Regions from separate parts of the Mus musculus genome. Here region 1 is linked to region 2. A link is a contact called in ENCODE Hi-C data. All regions are on one chromosome and are shown on one strand. Each heading gives the region's core, a stretch centred on a gene start or an enhancer-like site at or near the end of the contact. The rest is flanking DNA. Distances are from core to core; before and after follow the strand shown. Region 1 holds the start of Clec4f (C-type lectin domain family 4, member f). Region 2 has its middle 27 kb from the start of Stambp.

Region 1 (2,700 bases), core at 58-2,557, 56 kb before region 2:
AGCTCCTGAGCACCATACTTCTGTGTCTCAGGAGTCAGGGTGAGATTGAGCCTTCTGTATTTTCTTGCTCAAGTTTGTTGTTTGAGAGAGACAGGGTCAGCTGAGTATGACGTTGAACTTCTGATCTTTTCCTGTCTCTGTCTCCTGAGTTGTATAGTCACGGGCATGTACCCCATATCTTGTTTAAAGACTGCCTGGGATGGAAGCCAGGGCCTTATGTGTGTAAGACAAGTGATTTACCAACTGAGCTACAGCTCAAACCCTACCTTGCTTAGGATTCTTGTGACTTCCTGTGAAGTCCTTCTCACAGGGATGTCTGAGAGTAGGGGAGGGGGGGGTGGAGGTTTCTAATCAATGTGGCCTTTCTGGAACTGGTGGCCATCCCAGAAAGGACCTGAGTCATCTCACCAAAAGAACCCAGGTGTGCTCAGAGGGAATTCATTATGATAACCAAGGATTATCGTCACTCAGGAGTTAGGCTTGCAGGAACTTTGACCTAGGACACAGCCAACAATCACATATAAAGTCTGTCAGGGCCTTTCTGGTGACCTGTCTGTAAAGTTCTGAGGTTTGGACTGGCCAGGCTCCCGGTCTTTGCCTCCCCCTACAAATTCTCCCACCTCGTGCACTGTTTTTGTTTGTTTGGTTTTTGAGACAGGGTCTCACTATGTGGCTCTGACTGGCCTAGAACTCACTATGTACACCAGCTTGGCCTCAAACTCAGAGAGATCAACCTGCCTCTGCCTCCCAGGTGCTGGGATTAAAGCTGTGTGCTACCTCAAGCCTGATGAAAATCAGAGGCCAGTGCTGGGCATCTTCCCTTATCTCTTCCCACCTTTATTAAAAAAGAGCTAATTGATTCAGTGAGGCAGCCTGGCTAGAAAGCTGTAAGGATCTTCCTACCTCCACCTCCCAACACTGTGACTACAGGCACATGCTGCTGTGCCCAGTTTTTGATGTGGGTGGTGCTGGGGAGCCAAACTCTGGTCTTCATGCTTAGCGCTTCATGCTTCAAGCGCTTCACTGTCTGAGCCATCTCCTCAGCCTCTCAAGAATGTTTCCCCTGTAAAGTTGACAGTCCCCTTCTTAGGGGCAGATTGCAGACCCTGCTGAAGGGGGTTGGGTGGTGTGTGGCTCTGAGGCAGAGGCTGGCATGGAGCCAGGGGCAGAGGGGGAAAGGGCTGTTGGGCTCTTGGCCTCTGTAACTCCAAGAGGAGGAGGGGCCAGTGGTAACATTGGATTTCTGCAGAGTCAGAGGGAGGAGGCAGGTTTGGGAAGTTGTCCTGACCTCAGGAGAACATAGATCAGGCTCCCACTGTGTTTCAGGCTCTCACTACTGTGGGCTTGCAGGACAGGCTTTAGGAACCAGTGGCAAGAACGGTGCAGGAGGATGAAGGAGGCCGAGCTGAACAGAGATATGGCTAGATATTGCACAGACAACCAGTGTGTCTCCCTACAGCCCCAAGGTAAGAATATTTAGGTAAGAATATTGCCTATACCCTGCCCTCTGAGCCCATCTTTGCCAGCCCAGAGATTTGTATCATCCCTGCCTTGGTTCCATAGTAAATAGATGGGTCAGAATAAACAGGTCGGCAGAGGACCAGAACTCTGAGCACCCCAGGCTCTATATGAAACCTCCAAGAGCCCCTCCACTGGGTACAGTAACCCGATGTCAGGAAAAATGTGCACTTGGAGTTCAGATGGGCCTGGTTTTGAACCCCGGCTTTGCCCTCCACCTAGCCCGTGCACCCTCTGGAGCTGGTGCTCTCCGAGATCATTAGTGGGTGCATCCCTGGCTAGTAACCAATTTCCCAGAAGGCCCTAGACATGCGTCCAGGGCAACATGTCAAGCTCTGTGGAAGGCTCCAGGGATGAAACCATCCACCCCAGGGACACTAATGCTTGATGTGGTCAGGCTTGTTAACAGAATGGGGACCTGTGGTCTGGACCCCTGCTATGTACCTTCTTTCCACCTGCTTTCAGCCTTCACTTTCTTCTTTCTTTATGATCGCACCCACAGCAACGCTTTCTCTGGGACGGGTTTCATGTCTAGGACACCACTGCAGCCTCTGTGGGTTGTGAGCCCCATACCTTTGGCTGTTACCTGTCCTGAGAGAATGCTTTCTTTCCCTGTGAGAAGCATGGCAGTTGTTCTCATCTCTAACGGACAAGTCAGGGGACTGTGTCAAGACCGACAGTCCTGGCTCTCCCTGCACTCTTACCCTGAGTCTTGGCTTCTCCCCTGCAGGACTGGGGCCTAAGTCAGCTGCTCTCATGGCTCCCAGGACCCTGCGGCACGTCCAGGTCATTCTGGCATTAATGGTGGTGACTGTGATCTTTTCTCTCCTTGCTCTTTTTGTGGTGGGTAAGTTCTCGGGTGACTTTAGCCACAACTCACTCTCCCTCTGTGCAAAGGTCCCAAGAGACCCAGATGGCAGTCTTCTGGACATTTCTGCTCTCTGAAGTAACATTTTGCCACCAACCTAGGCCCAGACCTGGAGTCAACAGAGCCCACTGGGCTGTGAGATGGCTCTCGAGAATGGAGGCTTCTGGGAAGGGGGGCAGGCTTGATGCTCCTCTCTTTCTGGAACCCAGCTTGTGTGGGAAGTCTATTATGTCAGGGCTATGGATTGAGCTGACCCAGGAATGGCATTCTCAGCTTCACAGCCTTGGAGACCTGAGTGGAATAAAGAGCCTCCC
Region 2 (2,700 bases), core at 100-2,599:
CAGGTCTTGCCCGAACTACAACTGGCAATAAAGTTTTGGGGGCCCTTAAGGGAACTGTGGATGGAGACTTGTCTATCCCTCATAGTACCAAATGATCCCCTGGTTATGACTCTGAAAGCAAGGAGTTCAATGCAGAGGTACATGCTCGGAAGCACACCATGGGTCAGGATGTGGCAGACTACATGCGCTACCTAATGGAGGAAGATGAAGATGTGTATAAGAAACAGTTCTCTCAGTACATCAGGAACAACGTAACTCCAGACATGATGGAGGAGATGTATAAGAAAGCTCATGCTGCTATCTGAGAGAATCCAGTCTATGAGAAGAAGCCCAAGAGAGAAGTGAAAAAGAAGAGGTGGAATCGTCCCAAAATGTCTCTTGTGCAGAAAAAAAGATCGGGTTGCTCAAAAGAAGGCAAGCTTCCTCAGAGCTCAGGAAAGGGCTGCTGAAAGCTAAAACAGTTTTCTATGAAGATTTTTTCATAAAGACAATAAACATATTGATCAAGCAGCAAAAAGAAGAAGAAGAAGAAGAAGAAGAAGAAGAAGAAGAAGAAGAGGAGGAGGAGGAGGAGGAGGAGGAGGAGGAGGAGGAGGAGGAGGAGGAAGAAGAAGAAGAAGAAGAAGAAGAAGAAGAAGAAGAAGAAGAAGAAGAAGAAGAAGAAGAAGAAGAAGAAAAAGAAGAAGAAGGTAATGTGTGTGTGTGTGTGTGTGTGTGTGTGTGTGTGTGTGTAATATTCTTAAGTATCTGTCAAATCCATTTGGTTTATGATGTTGGTTAGCTCCAGTATTTCCCATTTTAGTTTTGTCTGGATGACCTATCTATTAGTGAGAATGGGGTATTGAAGTCTCCTACTCTCAGTGTGTAAAGGCCAACATTTGATTTAGGCTGTAGCAGCACTGTTTCTTTTGTGAGTTTAAGTGCCCCGGTGTTTGGTGCATAGATACTAAGGATTGCACTGTCCTCTTGGTGGATTTTTCTCTTGATGACTATGTAGTGTTCTTCCCCATCTCTAACCCTCAGGGCTGAAGATTTAAAGGGCCCCAGAATAGTGGAACCAACTGTGACAGGCCATGACAAGGAGTTGGCTTTTTATTTAACCTTTTGCTGTATTTGAGCTGTCTTGCCACTCCATTTTGATTTTAAATAATTCATTATGTTTATGGTTTCTTGTATAGAAAGTGCATCGGAGGGAACTGAGAGTAGAGAACGGACAACACATGTAGAATGCTTTTGCAACAGGTCAGGCAAGTTCTGCACTGGGTTGCTGAAGGAAGGAAGCTGCCAGACTCTAAGAATAGCCTGGAGATAAACGCAGGACTTAACTGAAGTCCGGGGAGGGACGAGGACAGTCTAGCCATCCAGGGGTGTTGGCTATTGCATACTTATGGAGATAAAACAAAGGATTTGATGAATGCTAAGAAGGGGAAAAGTGGGTCTGGTCACACCTGGCTTCAGCTATTCCTTAGTTATGGAGATAAAGGACAGACTTGCAATCTGGAGTGGGGAGCAGACAGTGGAAAGGAGTAAGGGATTCGTCAACACCCTTGGGCAAAGTTGTAAAACTAACCATTGACCCAGGCAGGGAAAACTTTCAAATGACCCCTCAGCCTCCACAGCTCTGAAGTTTCAGGATATCCTCAGCTGGTAACTGAGGGCAGGATGTCTACAGCTCAGACCAGATCCCTCACACTGTGTACATCTAAATAGCAACTCGAGGATTGCAGATCTCTAAGATCCTAGGACGACTCAATACAAACAGCACTTTGTGCCCACTGCGCTCTTCCGCACTGGCCGGAGATCCACAGACAGAGCCCGGTTGGGACAGACCTGAGACTATGGGATGCGGAGTGGATGCGCTAAGAACTCTGGGGGGCAGCCCGAGATCCACAGACAGAGCCCGGTTGGGACAGACCTGAGACTATGGGATGCAGAGTGGATGCGCTAAGAACTCTGGGAGGCGGAAGGAACAAAGGTCGCGGGGAACATGGAGACCCAAGGCTACTGAAGCTACAACAGAGCGCCTTACCATACCCTTCTTCTTTGGTGCAGCACAGACAGCTACATCCAGCTCCCACAGCAGACGTGATGCCGCTGGCTCATGTGGGCGCCGAAATGCATCGCACACAATGCGGGACGGTCCCCACAACCTCGGGGCGACCTGAAGATGCCTCTAGATTCAGAACAATAGTAAAACAAGGAACTCTCTGCCCCAGCATCCCTAGTGTCCCAGTGTAGCGGCCCATTGTATTTACTTTCACACATGTATATAGTCGTTTTATACAAAACATTTCCATTTCCCTCAAATGCATGCATATATACATAACTATTATACAAATTCACTGTGTTGACATTGAATGAAGGCTGCCGAAGAACTCCATTTGTCAGCCGGACTTTGGCCCCACTGCGCCCTCTATAGCTCAAGGCGAATAGTGCCTGTGTGCTTGATAATGCTCCCTCCTGCTTCACTCCAAAACCTCAGAATAGAAACAGAAGTTCAGACCTCCTCCCACCCCGCCACAGATGCCTGCGTGTTCTTTACAATGTAGTCAGATGTAGACATTTTGTACATTGTTCATAATATTTACTTTTACACATGTATATAGTCGTTTTATATAAAACATTTCCATTTCCCTCAAATGCATGCATATATACATAACTATTATACAAATAAATATTCTATGCACATATATACACATG

What was found. Hi-C counts contacts between places; a loop is a spot of excess contacts on that map.
Region 1: a map of T-helper 2 cell shows a loop between it and region 2 (2.2-fold over the local background). The contact joins the promoter of Clec4f here to the enhancer-like site in region 2. A Hi-C loop is called at or near these places in 4 of 37 maps with a recorded cell type or tissue (T-helper 17 cell, T-helper 2 cell, mouse embryonic stem cell and 1 more).

What each region holds. Positions count from the first base shown.
Region 1 is chr6:83,654,723-83,657,422 of GRCm38, reverse strand. It overlaps Clec4f (C-type lectin domain family 4, member f), which reads left to right and starts at 1,307. Exons shown (of 7, transcript NM_016751.3): 1 at 1,307-1,466; 2 at 2,249-2,365; 3 at 2,660-2,700. The coding sequence starts at 1,391.
Region 2 is chr6:83,598,565-83,601,264 of GRCm38, reverse strand. It overlaps the pseudogene Gm7424. Among named protein-coding and RNA genes, the nearest start is that of Stambp, 27 kb to the right of the region's middle. Within about 2 kb of position 1,349, at least 1 of the 3 ENCODE cell types and tissues checked has a DNase peak (open chromatin) inside an H3K27ac peak, as active enhancers do.